Linked DNA regions of Homo sapiens: region 2 is linked to region 1. A link is a contact called in ENCODE Hi-C or POLR2A ChIA-PET data. All regions are on one chromosome and are shown on one strand. The core of a region is the stretch at or near the end of the contact, and the rest is flanking DNA. Distances in the headings are between cores, read along the strand shown.

Region 1 (6,945 bases), core at 1,900-4,399:
TATGGTCAGATACATATTTTGTGTAAGTATGCTTCTCTTAGGCCATAAAAATTAAATATTGTCAAAAAATTTTGTATGGGCTGGACGCGGTGGCTAACTCTTATAATCCCAGCACTTTGGGAGGCCGAGGTGGGTGGATTACTTGAGATCAGGAGTTTGAGACCAGCCTGGCCAACATAGTAAAATTCCATCTCTACTAAAAATACAAAAATTAGCTGGGTGTGCTGGTGGGCACCTATAATCCCAGCTACTTCGATGGCTGAGGCAGGAGAATCTCTTGAACCCAGGAGGTAGAGGGTGCAGTGAGCTGAGACTGTGCCACTGCACTCCAGCCTGGGTGACAGAGTGAGACTCCATCTCAAAAAAAGAAAAAAAAATTGTATAGTATACAGCTTCTAATACCAGAGACTTTGGATCTACTCTTTATGGAGTTTGCTTAATTTACAGGTTTTCATTTTTGAAGAAGCTAAAAATATTTTCCTCTTAAATATTATTCTGATTTAGACATAGAATAGTGTTCTTTTTGATATAAAGGGGGCATCTAAAAGTATTTCATATATATTAGTGATTGCTAATTTCTTTTAAAATTATTGGTCTTCAAATGAATATTTGAATTTGACTGTTAAGAAAGAGATAAGCTCTTTTGAGTATCAGACTACACCTTTCTTTATCAAAATATCTTGAATGATTCCCATTCTAGAGAGATTGACATTATTTACATTTTATTTTTGTCTGGCAATGCTATTTTTTCTTATTTGTAATTCAGAAGTATTAACTATGTTTAGGGTCAGGTAGAGGAGGAATTGGCTCGAGGAACATTAACCCAATATTGGACCAGTGGTGAGTAAGTCAAGCCAGAGACTTACTCTGTAAGTTACTGACCGATAACTTCTTTTGTGGAATTCAGAAATAAGCGTAGTAGATATGTAAACTCTCAAAAGAAGTGATCAATATTTTATAATTAAAAAGCCACTACCATATTTTCCTCTAGTCCTTCCCTCCTACTTTTTATTAATAAAAATGTTTCAGTCTCAGATGTTTAGAGAAGAGTTGTACTAACATTTGCCATGGTTTGCCCCCATTTAAGAAAAACTGAGGAATTAATGTCCTAGTTATTGGAAATCTAGATATTCCTTCATTCTTTTAGCATTTTTTAAAGTTAAAATGAACAAAGACTTTCTCTTCAAGTGTTCATAAGACAATGAAAGGTTTGGGTTCATTTAGGATTTTTTTCCCCTAAAAATTCATTATGTTTTATTTTGGAGAAGTCAGAAGGACCAGGAAGCCGCCTAGTCCCCTGACTCCCTGCATCTGTCCGTCTGGAGAGGGAGTAAAGGAGTGTGGACTTGCCCTCACAAAGCGGATTTAGCGTGTGGATTTAGATAGGTGAGCAAACCATCTTCATAGGAGTAGAGATGAAGTTTATCCAGACAAGGGGGCCATGAGGCCAGTTCTGTTTTTTTTTTTCTTTCAGCTAACATGGCTGACTAGACTGGTAGCTGTTTCAGATTTTTAATTTGAAGACTATTTCTGTGTTGCAGACATTTTGTAAAGAAAAGTATTTTTCCTCTTTGACATTTTTTTCCCAAAAAATGTAGTTGAACTTATCTTTGTATTCTTGCAAACACACAAATGGAACGTTGAAAAACTGTGGCCCCAAATCAGTGAGGCAACACATTTTGGTGATCCAATTTAATGAAATGTTTATTATACATTTACCTGGTACAGGTGGTATATATCACATACATGTGAATAAGACCTGGTCTTTGCCCTCCAAGGGCTCAGAATATAACAGGAAAAAATGGAAACAGATATCTAACCAAGCATAAGTACATTAAATTGTTGACTAAATTAAAGGATATAACCTAGGTGTATTCAAGCAAATTAGGAAGTATCCAAGTGGATATAGCTAATTTAAAACCAAAATGTGTTCCTATCTTCTAAATGAGTATTTCCTTGACAGTGCTCCTTGATTATTACATTTCATCTTTGAGTAAAAGAAACTATTAAATAGCTGGGGTCCTACCTGTTGTGAATATGCATTGAGAACTTATTGAAAGTTATGGCTATGGATGATAAAACATATGAGACATAGAATATCCAAGGTCTAGGTAAGGGAGTCAGACACATAAAGAGATAATTACTATAAGTTTTTTAAGAACTGTAATGGAGGTACCTAAAAACTGGTGTGAGAACTCAGCAAAAGGAATGCAGAGAGCCAAGAAAGTATTGACAGATTACATGATATTGAATTGTATCATGTATGATAAGTACAATTGTACTATGTGAAAAAGATGGGGAAGGATGATGTGAGCAGAGATAACAGCACATGGAAGCCACTGGTATTTTTTGTAAAGTGGCTAGTTATGTTCTTTGAGGTTTGCTGTGAGAAGGCAGGGTTTCAGAAGGGTATGAGAGGTGGGGTGGAGATGGGAGGATGAGACTGAGGCTGGAAGGTTAGGGTTAAATATTAATCTCTATAACCAGCACTTACTCTGATACCATTCTATAGGGAATGGGGGTTGAAGGGATCTTTGAGCAGGAGAGTTACATAATCATGTTTGTGGCTGGAATAGTGTCCTGGATGAGATGAGTAGGAAGAGGTGGGGAGGAATTCTTAAGAGTGGGGTGATTAGGAAACTTTCATACTTGTTCAAGGAAGCCATGGCAGGGTAGGGGGATTTAATCCTATTTTTATTACAAGACCTTTTATAAAATGAGTGTTCAAGTTGATTTTAAAACATCTGATTAGTTTGTATTTAAAACGTTAATATCTCTTAAAGTCTTCTTGAAAACAGTAAGATGATTTGTGCAGGGATCCAATTTACATTTCTCCCTGAAGTTCTCATATTTTCCTGTTTTCCTTTCACTTAGCAGAGAACATTCCACTCATTTGTAATGCAAAAGCAGACCGGGAGCTTAGGTTTTTTGAATAGAATGATTTAGAACTCATGTTCTGCTCTCTGGGCAGAGGGGATAGGCCAGCATCAGCTGGGCAAACTGCTAATCTCTCTGGTTTGCCTGTTTCCTGCAGTGGGGGATTTGTCCCTGGGTCAGCAGAGGATTCCCTCAGTGCCGGGGCCTGCCATTTAGCATGTCAGGCAGTTGCCAGGAGAACCCTCTGGCTTTGTTCCTGGATGTGAGAGTGGACTGGTGGCCAAGTTTAAGGTCATGGCAGTCCTTCCCTTACAGCAGCTGACGTCAATTAGGAGAATTCCCCTTGCCTGCACTCTGAGGAGAGTTAAGCAGGGATAGGAATCTGGTGTCTTCTGGGACCTAAAAGATCAGTGTTTATTCTCCTCATAGTGTCATTTGTCACTATGAAGCAATGTGGCCTTAGTTTATATGGAGATAAAATATTTTGTCTGGGGCATTTTGCCCACTTGTGATTTTAGTGGCCAAATCTTTAGGGCCTGTCCTGCAGCCAGAGACCTATTTTGGTACCCAGCCCACTGCTGGCAAGTCAGCACATTTCAGTCCCAGCCTGTGGCAGCCACACATCATTTTGATGTCCATATACTCCTTAATTTCAGCCCTTGGTTAAAAAAGTGATTATATTATAAAAGGTGACTGCATGAGAGCCAAAGTCCTTTGATCTGTTCACCTCTGGTCTTGCAAGGTTGTTCTTGGAAACGCTTTTTACAAATGTGAAAAGGGAGACAGGTGGAGTCAGTGTTTCCAAACTTGACCATAGATCAGAATCACCTGTAGGGCTTCACAAAATACAGATTGCTGAGTTCTGCCTCCAGAGTTTCTGATTTAGTAGGTCTGGAGTAGGGCCTGAGAATTTGAGTATCTGAGTTCCCAGATAATGATGATGCTCTGGATCTGGGACCACACTGTGGGATTCATTGGTTTAAGAACCTAAACTGAAGTCTCATAGCGGGTAAGCTGAAGACCTTGCCTTAAACAGGCATTTATCTACATATCCTATGCTTAGCTATTATACTACACTATTCTACTTCTGCATTGTAGGGTTAAAGTCTTGGGCTTTTGTTCCCGTGACTACAATGTTTTCCTGCTCATTACTGAAGAAAACATACAAAGAATACTGATGCGAAGGGTCCTCAAGAAGTAGAAGAAATAAATTATTTTGACTGTTGATTATAATTTATTATATTTTAAATAAAAAGTGTGTTTCTATAATACAAGCAGGCAGGATGAAACAGAATGCTTGGCATATTTGGGACATAGAGTTTATGTGTGTAGTTTTTCCCAGAAAAAAACATTCGTAGTTCTTTTCTTTACAAGCTCTTGGGGAGTTTACTATAGAAAGTTGCTACTGGAACAGTGTATCAAACAAAAAATGTAAGCCAGGGGCTCAAAATCAGGTATCAGTGAGCTGAGTGGTAATGAATACAGTATTCTATTAAGAATAGCTGAACCATAGTAATTCAGTATTTGTGTGTACGAATCAGTAATACTCTATTAACATCAATAAACATGTAGCGCTATCTATGGGAAACATTTGACAGTCATTACAATTACGTCATGGTTACATGAATAACTGTTTTACTTTAAGACACAGTATACATATCCCTTTTAACATCCCTTTTATGTTCTCATGAATTGGTACTTTTCACAAATAATGACATATTTAAGCACCTTTGGTAAAGCAATGCCTGTTGTTTTCACAGGAAGGTAAACATCCCCAGAATTATTATTCTTAAAATTTGAAAACAATCACTGGCAGTAATAATGCTCTAATTCTTTTGGAGAAGGCTAAAATATATTAAAATCAATACTATCGTGGCTTTAAGAGAAGTGGTGTTTCAGGTAATACTGAAATGCCTCCAGATAAGGAAGGAATATTTTCTTAGGTACTTTAAGGAAAAAACTGTAGATGTTTTCCTTGGTCTACCCAGGTAATACTCATATTTTCAATCTCATCTATGCTATATTCATTTTTATACTCATGTTTCCAATCTTATCCATATTCCATCTTCTCACTGAAGTGTTCCTAATAATTTCAGACTTCATTGATTTTATTCTCTTTCTGAGTCAGTAACATGTATGGACTATAATGAACAGTCTGAAATACCAGTCACTGACTGGTTCCGATCCATGACAAAATTTTCACTGATCCAGAGTGAAAATTTCATTTTCATTTTAGCGAACATGCTTTCTTTTTGTGTATGACACTATGGTGACAGTAGATCATAATTTTTTATAGTTTTTTGGGGGATAAACTGAGTTGTTTTTGTTTTAAAGCTAACACTTGTTAGGTTCTTTTGGTTTTGTTTTTTTTTTTTTTTTTGCCGTTCACTATCATAAACACTGTACTTTTTAACTCTTAGTGTTCACATAACCCTGTGAAAAAAGTACTGTTATCAGTTCCATTCTACAAATGAGGAAACTAAAGCTCAGTGAAATTGTCTATCTTACTATGGTTACCCAGCTACGAAGTGCCAGAATTGGGATTAAATCCCAAGCAGTTCAACTATGTCTATTTCTGTTTTATTTGGGGGTGGAGGTTAATGTTACAGGTTTATGAAGTCATTAAATCTGGAAGTAACCATATGTAACATGACATTAACTGTATTGTCCTGAATAATATTTTTGTTTCATACTGTTATCCTACTAAATGTTGAACATCTGAGGACATAAACATGCATTATGGTTTTGTGGATATTATTCTATTTAAAAATAATTTTAGTATAACTGCACGGCTGATTTGTACATAGTAAATTATGATAATAATATAATGGAAATATACGAAAACCTCTAGAGTATGTGTTTATATATGTGTGTGTTTCTTTGTGTTAGTGTAACCATTTACATAGCAGTTATCTTTTTAGTCTGTTCTGTTTTCCTGAGTTTGTTGATTTTATTGATTTCTGTCTTCTTAGTGGAGCGTTTTGGACACAGACACATGAGATAGTTGACGAACACCCAAGTCTGTTTGGAAGTTGTTTCTTACAGAAGAATCTGTGGTTTAGTGGATTTATAAAATAAAAAGAATATAAATTTTTCATGCAGCTAGTTTACTATTTTGTAAAGTTACTGTCTTGGTATATAAAGTGTAATATTATTAAAAATATAAACTAAATGCTTTTAGGTCCACACCTTGCTAATGGAAAATATATTACCTGAGAGAAGGCCTTCAGGCAGTTCAGTCCTGGCTTTGTGTTTGACCTGGAGGTCAGATAGCTATTCTTCTCCTGTATTTTGTCTGCCTTGCCAGCAGCATCACTGAGCATTGCCTTATGAAGTAACATGAAAGTCTGTGGAATGGTTTGATACCTAAGTCAGTCTGTTGAGGAGGTAGGGAAAAGCCTTCAAAAGAGCCCAATGTTCTTTTCCTCATATTAAACCCTAAAAGGTCTATGTAGCAAACTATATACATATATGTAAATCCATATCTAAAAGAGATAACAAAGTCTTAAGAAGTTACATTTTTAGATCGCGTTCATCATATGAAAATAATATTTATAGCAAAATGTATTTTGAAAAAGTAGGATTATACTGATTATACAATGACAGAAAAAAAATCTTATCCATGAGATAATCAAGTGTTTTTCAGAAATTTTTATGAAACAACATTGTATTTTAATATGAAGAGTAGTAGGAAGAAAAATTTTAGATAGAAATAAGGGAAGCCTCAAATGATTAACCAAGTTTTCTTTTGCCTTGTGCCTCTATTTTTAATGACTTATTTATCTTCATATAAATAGATGTCAAGATCACCATTTTATTTCACTGCTTTTCTTTTCAGATTCATATATTTTTGTCATATTCAAGATAGTATTATTGTTAGTTTTCTCTGGATTTTATGATTTGTGTCAGATATTTTAATACGAAAAGATATACTTGGAATTCATGAACCTGATTCCCAGAAATGCAGTTATTAACTCTCACGATCTCTGAATGTGCTATCTAATTTAAGATGCCATCTGGTGGTATGCATTTGATACACCTAGTTCTTTTAATTGCTCTCAGAATCAT
Region 2 (7,627 bases), core at 3,152-5,651, 40 kb before region 1:
AACTTTAAAAAGTGCTTCCCTGCCTTCTATAGATGATGAAAGTTAATTAATAGATCAAGGCAAAGGACTGGCCATTACTCCCATTCTTGCCCCTTGCTCTCATTGTCCACACAGCATAGAGAGAGATAATTTTGTTGAATTTTACTAGTTCGCTACCTACATCCTTTCATGGCTTCCCATTGTACTTCAATATATATTCTTTAGTTTGGTGCCTAGCACTCCAACCACAGATGGTGTCCTCACCAACTTTGTTCAAGTTTACATGGTTTCTTTCAGTTCTTCTAAATGCTAAGCTCTTTCCCACCTCAGGCCTTTGCATTTGCTGTTTTCTGTGCCTAGAATGTGCTTTCTTCTGCTTTTCACATGACTATGTTTTTCTCATCCTTCAGATCTTGACCAAAATGTTACTTCCTCAGCAGAGCCAGTCCAATATTATCGTACTATTTAAAGTTTGTTTCCCTTTTTACTTTCTGTCTTTGCACCCTGTGTCCTTCATTGCATTTGCTATAATTTGTGATTATTTTATTTTTTCATTTGGTTATTTGTTACGTAGGTTCTTTACAAAGCTACAAATTCTATGAGTACAGGGCTGGTGTCTGTCTTATTCCTTTTCTTTTTTTTTTTCAGAGCTTGGCAGTCAGTGTTTTGTATCAGCTGTGGTAATATAATGGTCTTTCTAGTCCAGCCATGGTGAATTTGACATTTTTACTTGCTTTTTGTTTTTAGGCCCTTTAAATGCAGAACAAAGATTTAAATTTAAATACAGAAAGAATTGTTCATTTTATTGGAAAGTCATATGGGCCCTTATACAGTGCAAAGGGTATATTATCTGTTATGAGTTAATATTCATTTTGGTTGAAAATTTATATATTATCCTCTATAACATCAGTGAGGGAAGCTACACATGAAGTAACTCAGTTTTAGACAGATTGACTGTCAAATAAGTAATGATTATTCCACAAGACAGATATCAATGGCCATAATATGCTATATTAATGAAATACGTTTACTGAGCATCTACTTTATGCCTAGCCACCTTTTAGTTTTTACGGTTATAGAGAAACATAAACAATCTTTCTTCATGGAATTCATAGTCTAATGAGGGGAGAATTATTAATTAGAAATCACTTTTCATTGCAAATTGCTTTACATTCATGTCCGTGCTAACAGTGATACAAATGCACATATTATATATCCATTCTGTGTGTGTGTGTGTGTGTGTGTGAGTGTATGTTTAGGTTCTGATATTGTTTATGCTCATATAGGTCTGGTAGCCCTTTCAGAAGTTTGAATTGACATAAATTGAAGACTAGTTGGCAGGAAGAGTGGGCAACCTCAGTAGTATTCTTTGAATCCCAAATGAGATGCCTTAAAAAGCTATTCTCCTTTAAATTTACTCCTAAGGCAATTCAGGCCCATACCTAAAATGAATTAGATGGATATAGCTTATTGTAAAAAGTGTTTAGTTTCTTAAATTGTGTAAATTGTGCATAATTTGGGCAGTTTAAATTCAGATATATCTTGTCTTAAAAAGTCTTATTTTGAAGTAGTCTCTCAAATAATATCTTCCATGTGTTAATAATTTACATCTTTAAAAAGATACCTATCTGATTCACTCACTAGTAGTGTGTATATATATATGATTGAAATACTTGTAAAGAGTGCCTGTTTGCAATATTTATTGATGTATTACTCTATTGAAATATCTTCACATTTCTTCTAATTGTATTAGCCCTGTCCTTTAATAATTTTAGAATAATATTCAGACTCTTATTAGTTTGTAGTTAGAAAATGAACCAGCAGAGAATGTTTTTTGGGCAAAAAAGCTGTGATTAAGTAAAAGGTAATTATATGATGCTAATATTTATTTTTGTACGTCTTTTACTTTGAGCCTGTAAGTTTCTCACTGCATTAACTGCGAACTGCCTTAACTCATGTTAAAATGGTTGGAGTCTCTTTTAGTTTTATTAATTTGCCAAGCAATTGGTTCCACTTTGTGATAAAAAAATAAAAATTGATGGATACTTTAATTAACCTAAAGCATTTAATAAAAATGACCCGATTTACAAGAAAAAAAAAACATTAAAAAGTGGGGAAAGGACATGAACAGACACTTTTCTAAAGAAGACATACATGTAGCCAACAAGCATATGAAAAAAAGCTCAATATCACTGATCATTAGAGAAATGCAAATCAAAACCACAATGTGGTACCATCTCACACCAGTCAGAATGGCTATTAACTAAAAAGTCAAAAGATGACAGATGCTGGTGAAGTTGTGGAGAAAAGGGAACCCTTATACATTGTTGGTGGGAGTGTAAATTATTTCAGCTATTGTGAAAAGCAGTGAGGCAGTTCCTCAAAGAGGACTACTGTTTGACCCAGCAATCCTATTACTGTATATACCCAAAGGAATAGATATTATTCTACTGTAAAGATATATGCACACATATATGTTCATTGTATCACTACTGAGAACAGGAAAGACATGGAATCAACCTAAATGCTTATCAGTGGCAGATTGGATAAAGAAAATGTACATATACGCCATGGAATACTGTGCAGCCATAAAAAGGAATGAGATCATGACCTTTGCAGGAACATGGATTGTGCTGCAGCCCATTATCTTTAGCAAACTGAAGTGGGAACAGAAAACCAAATACTGCATTTTCTTACTTGTAACTGGGAGCTAAATAATGAAAACACATGGACACAAAGAGGGTAGCAGCAGACAGATGGTGAGAGGAGGGAGAAGATCAGAAAAAAATATCTATTGGGTATGACGCCTCCTACCTGAGTGATGAAACAGTATTAACAAACCCTAGTTTGTGTAGTATGTCAAACCTTCGTGACATGAGTTTACCTATATCACAAACCTGCACATGTACCCCTGCACCTAAAATAAAAGTTAAAAAAAAAAAAAGACCTGTAAATTCCTAGATTAGGACTAAACGTTTTCATTTGAATTAAATATTTAATCATGTTGTTTTATTTTTATTTCATTTTATCTTTTTTTGTGACTTTCAGTATCACACATAGAGGCCAGTTACCTTGATAATAGAAAATGAAAAGTAAACATTATAGGCTGAATTCCTTATAGAAGTGAATTATCAAAACCATTTTAAGGTTTATTTACATTTTCCTTTAAAAATGCGAACAAAATAAACATTATCCTGAACTGCTACAAGAAACCAAATTGTTAAATGCATTTATTCTCTCTTTAAAATGTTAATGACTTAGTTTCACTGTTGTGTAAAGAGTAATTGAAGATCTAAGTTTCAGCTTGCTATGTCAAAGAGCGAGCAGTTGGTTCCATTTGCCCTGGACTTTTGTGGATTTAGCACTAAAAGCCCTGCATCCAGGGAAACTTTCTCCTTAGTCCCAGGTAAAGTGTAAAGTAGGATGGTTGGCCACTCTAATGTCAAGCTGAAAATTCTTCTTACTAGTACACTCTTCCAATCATGTGTCTAGACAGCTATTCTTTGTATCTGTACATTTTCAAATTCTTTCTAATATGAAGTTTTCAGAAATTAATTTGTTTTATACTTTAGGTGTAGTGTCTTATAGTTTTCCTATGAGTTAGGTGGCTTTTCCTTTGAAAATGGTTACAGATTAAAAAACAAAGTAAAGCAAAATCTCATTTGTATAGTTCATATTTAGATAATTAATTTGGGTAGATAGCAGCCTAATATGTAGAAATGAAGAAGTTATTTTAATAAATACTAGTAAATCTGTATGGTGTTTTTCATTTATTACTGATAATTTCTTTTTCTGTTGTTAGAATACCAGAATATAGACCATTAAAAATGGAAAAACATCAGTTTTAAAAATTGACATTTTCAGAATAAAAGAACAAAAAATAATAATAGTATGTTTTTATTTAAGGTCATGAAACTAATTTAAAACTCAAGAGTGTTAGGAAGGAGGTTTTATATAGAAATGGAAATGCAAAGAGATATTCCTTTTTTCTACAAAGCTGATCTGTGGTATGACCATAAGCTAATTGAAAAGAAAGCATGTAAAATTAAACTCATAAGTGTTTGGTTTCCATGTGGTCAGTCATAAGGTATTGAGACCAAAACCTGACTCATGTATGAAGGAACTAAAGGTGGTCAGGTTCAAGGCCTTCCAACTAGAGATAAAGCATTTATTTCTATTGCATATACTCTTGCTGATTTTATTTTGTCTCTTAGCATTGTCACTTTGTGTGAAGTAGCTACAATTTTTTTTTGAAGAAAATAATTCCAACTTTGCCCAGTGGCCAAAAATTATACTTTAACTCCTGACAGACTATATAAAAAAATGTGTGCCTCTGGTCCCAGGAGGAACCAAATGGCTCAGTCAGCACAATTCATCATTACTACTGGCAAAAATAACTCAGCATGCCTGCGCTGCTTGGTGGTGAGTCAGTGGCATCATATTCATATACTGACAGCAATTTTTTTCTTTTTAGGAATTACCCTCTGTATCCTGAGCCAAAACACAGAGCAGTAAGATTAAATTAGGTATCAGTGTTTTAAAGAGCAAAGGCTGATGTTATTTTAAATTATTAATTCATTTTAAAAGGTCAAGTAGGGTTTAGGTGCTGAGGTGATGACAGAGGTCAATTTGATGATGGTCTTGATCTTGGGGAGCTTATATCTTATAGAAAATATGAGATGTACTTAGGTAATATTTTCAGCACAGAATGCTGAGTTACTGGTAATATTCAGTGGGAGTTCACAGGGAGGAATGAGAATGAATACTTATGATTGGGAGGGTTTGTTTTATTTATTCAGCAGTTTGAATACTACTGTGTTTTAATAGGAATTTTTAACAAGGAGATTTAATTGTAGCTCTGACTGATCCAATAGTCCAGCAGAAATTTACTGAACAATCAGAATAAGTGAGATATTTAAATGAATAAGAAATCACTAACATACATTTTGTTTCATAAGTTAGTCATGATCCCATGGAGGGACACAGACAAATATCAAGTATTTGCAGCAAGATATGTGTTATAATGCATTTGTAAAGGATACAATTTCTTTCTTATGGTATATATTTGCCTTAAGCATTTATATGTATTTTTTTCATCAAAGCCTTCTATAGTCACTTTCGTTCAAATTGGAAAATGCCCACCACATTCTCTCATTACAAAAGCTAGTCTTCATTTGTCAAATCAATAAGTCAAATGAGACTTAACTTGAGTAAGAAAAAGTATGACTTCCTTTTTCAGTTTAAATAAACTAACTATACCTCCTTCCCTAGCATCTCATTTCTGATTCCTAATTCTAAGATAAATGGACTCATTGATAAATAGTCTGACTTACAGATAAAATCATGGAGTCTGTTCTCTAGTTAGCGGCCTGATAAACTAAAAACTGCTGCCTTCCCCATTTCTTGCTTTGCTCTTACAGAATTCTCCCCCTAGAGGAAAGCTCTCAGTTGTCTCCAGTTGCTTGGTGCTCAGGAGTTTTTAAGCCCTGGCCAGTGCATCATTGTAAGATTTGTAACCTGGAGAAGATCATTTGTGAAAGAGCAAGTGGAGGTGGGAAAGAAGAGTGGTCAAAAAGAGCATTCTGAAGGAGGTAGTTGTAGGAAAGAGGAGAATTGAAAATCGTGGATCTGGAAATTGATTCCTGTGAAATCATCCATACCCATGTGTACCCTGGAATGACTTTGCATTTTGAAAGTGATTCATGAAAGACAGATTATGAGGTATGAGTAAAATTTTCCTAGATGAGGAGGGAAAAGGAGACAGTTAAATAGTTCAGAGAATACACAGAAAGTCTTGAAACGATTGTGATGTATTCAGGAAAAGTAGAAATCCTCATTGTGTCTTCAGGATAGAGGTATGATGTAGGAGTGGCAGAAGGTGAGACTAGAAAGCAGATTGGGTTCTGTTTGTGAAAATCTTTGCGTGCTATTCTAGTAATATGTAATTTAGACTTTACCTATGCAGGCAGAAGGAAGACACAGTGACCTTTTAGCTCGGAGGTGCTATTACAGGCAGGTAATTTATATGGCAGAGTAAAGGATGGAGTGGGTAAGTTGGGAGATGAGACAGGAAGCAGACACACAGTTGGGAGGCTTTATTCATTTTTTATTTTATTTATTTATTTAGTTTGTTTGTTTATTTATGTATTTATTTATTTGAAACGGGTCTCTCTCTCTGTCACCCAGGCTGAAGAGCGGTGGTGTTATCATGGCTCGCTGCAGCTGTAGATTCATACATTTAAAAATGAACAATATTTTCCTCCACCTCTGAAATTGAGATGCAATTGATGATAAGTTATAAGGTTATTGGTGATTTTTTTTTATTTTAAAGATACAAAAATTAATGATATAAAGTCTGTGAAAAATGTAATTCAAGTAGAGGTGATGTTGGCCCAAAAATTAGGAATTGCAGGTGGGGATGGATAGAATTTTAGAGATATTTGTAAAGAAGAAAAATCTGGTTGACATATTAAAAATTTCTAGACGTATGACTAAATGCTTCTAAATATTAGAACTTAAGGTTTATGAATTATTGAGGCATTTATGATTCTGCTGCAAAATAGATTAAAAAATAATCCAGATCTCATGGAATCACACTGTTGTGAGTTCTGAGACCTTAAACAAAAAACATTTTTTAATAAAGAAGGAACTGTATTTATCTAGCCACCTCTCTTTATGTATCTCAATACTGGTGATAAATGGTTCCAAATATAGTTTTTTCTTCTTTTTAATATCTCTCTCTCTTTTTCCAATCTCTTGGGCATTTTCTTCTATCCTTTCCCAATTTTTTTCGTTACTATCTCACTTTTCTTTTTGCCCTATTTGCCTTAAAAACAACTGCTACTCACAAAGCACTGTCTACCTTTTGATTTCCTCCTTTTCTACCTCTCCCCATTCCTACTGCCCTTTTCACCCTCTCCATTGTGGATGAAACTGGGAATATGTACAGTACAGAAGGGAACAGTTAACTCAACATTTGGCCCAAGGGTTATAGTGGAGACTGACTCCTAAGAGCTCAATTTATACTAATGCTGCCTTTTGATTCATTTTTTTTTTCACCCAATACCATACTGCCAAACTCCCTAGTTGTTTCTTCAAGTCAGGGTTTACTTTTGCAAAGAATAAATAGATCAAAATAGGAAGCAAATACAGTTCTTGAAAAGTACAAGAACTTTTAGAGAGAAGAGGCTATCATAAAATTATACACTTTTGCTAGAATGTTTATCTGATTCTTATATACTTGGTAATTAAATTCTGAAGAATATTCACTTTCTTTGTACAGGGGAATCAGCAGCATCCAGAACCTTGTATAGATAGCTGGCTTCTTAGACCCAGCCTGGAGACTCAAGCTGTCTTAGCTTTGGGGCTGGACAGTTGAAATTCCATTCAAAACCACAAGGCATTTTTCTTTTAATGTAGTTTGGTGTGTGTGTGTGAGTGTAAAATAATGAATAAAAGTTGTATTACACTTGTCGTGTTCAATTTGTCACTTAGGTTGTATTGAATTCTTTTTCGATTGGTCCCTAAAAAATGTTTTGTGTTCTTGTACCACCTGCAGCACCTATTGAAGAGATATAATTTACTTATTAAACTGCTGATCATTTTATTTTACACTGCAGTTATTTGCAAACCCATATAATAATACTGT

The links. Hi-C counts contacts between places; a loop is a spot of excess contacts on that map. ChIA-PET counts read pairs that join two places held with the same protein, here RNA polymerase II (POLR2A). Pooled maps may share reads with other maps.
Region 2: a map of aorta shows a loop between it and region 1 (13-fold over the local background). The contact joins two enhancer-like sites. A Hi-C loop is called at or near these places in 3 of 168 maps with a recorded cell type or tissue (B cell, aorta and psoas muscle), 2 of 37 single-sample maps with no recorded cell type and 5 of 50 pooled maps. POLR2A ChIA-PET finds 5 or more read pairs at or near these places in 3 of 52 experiments (H1, MCF 10A and PC-3).

Annotation. Positions count from the first base shown.
Region 1 is chr4:101,188,000-101,194,944 of GRCh38, reverse strand. All of the region lies in intron 2 of PPP3CA (protein phosphatase 3 catalytic subunit alpha), which reads left to right. Among named protein-coding and RNA genes, the nearest start is that of MIR8066, 49 kb to the left of the region's middle. RefSeq lists a silencer at 2,859-3,153. Within about 2 kb of position 3,149, at least 23 of the 41 ENCODE cell types and tissues checked have a DNase peak (open chromatin) inside an H3K27ac peak, as active enhancers do.
Region 2 is chr4:101,229,030-101,236,656 of GRCh38, reverse strand. The region is part of intron 1 of PPP3CA (protein phosphatase 3 catalytic subunit alpha); the gene reads left to right. Among named protein-coding and RNA genes, the nearest start is that of MIR8066, 8.0 kb to the left of the region's middle. Within about 2 kb of position 4,401, at least 2 of the 41 ENCODE cell types and tissues checked have a DNase peak (open chromatin) inside an H3K27ac peak, as active enhancers do.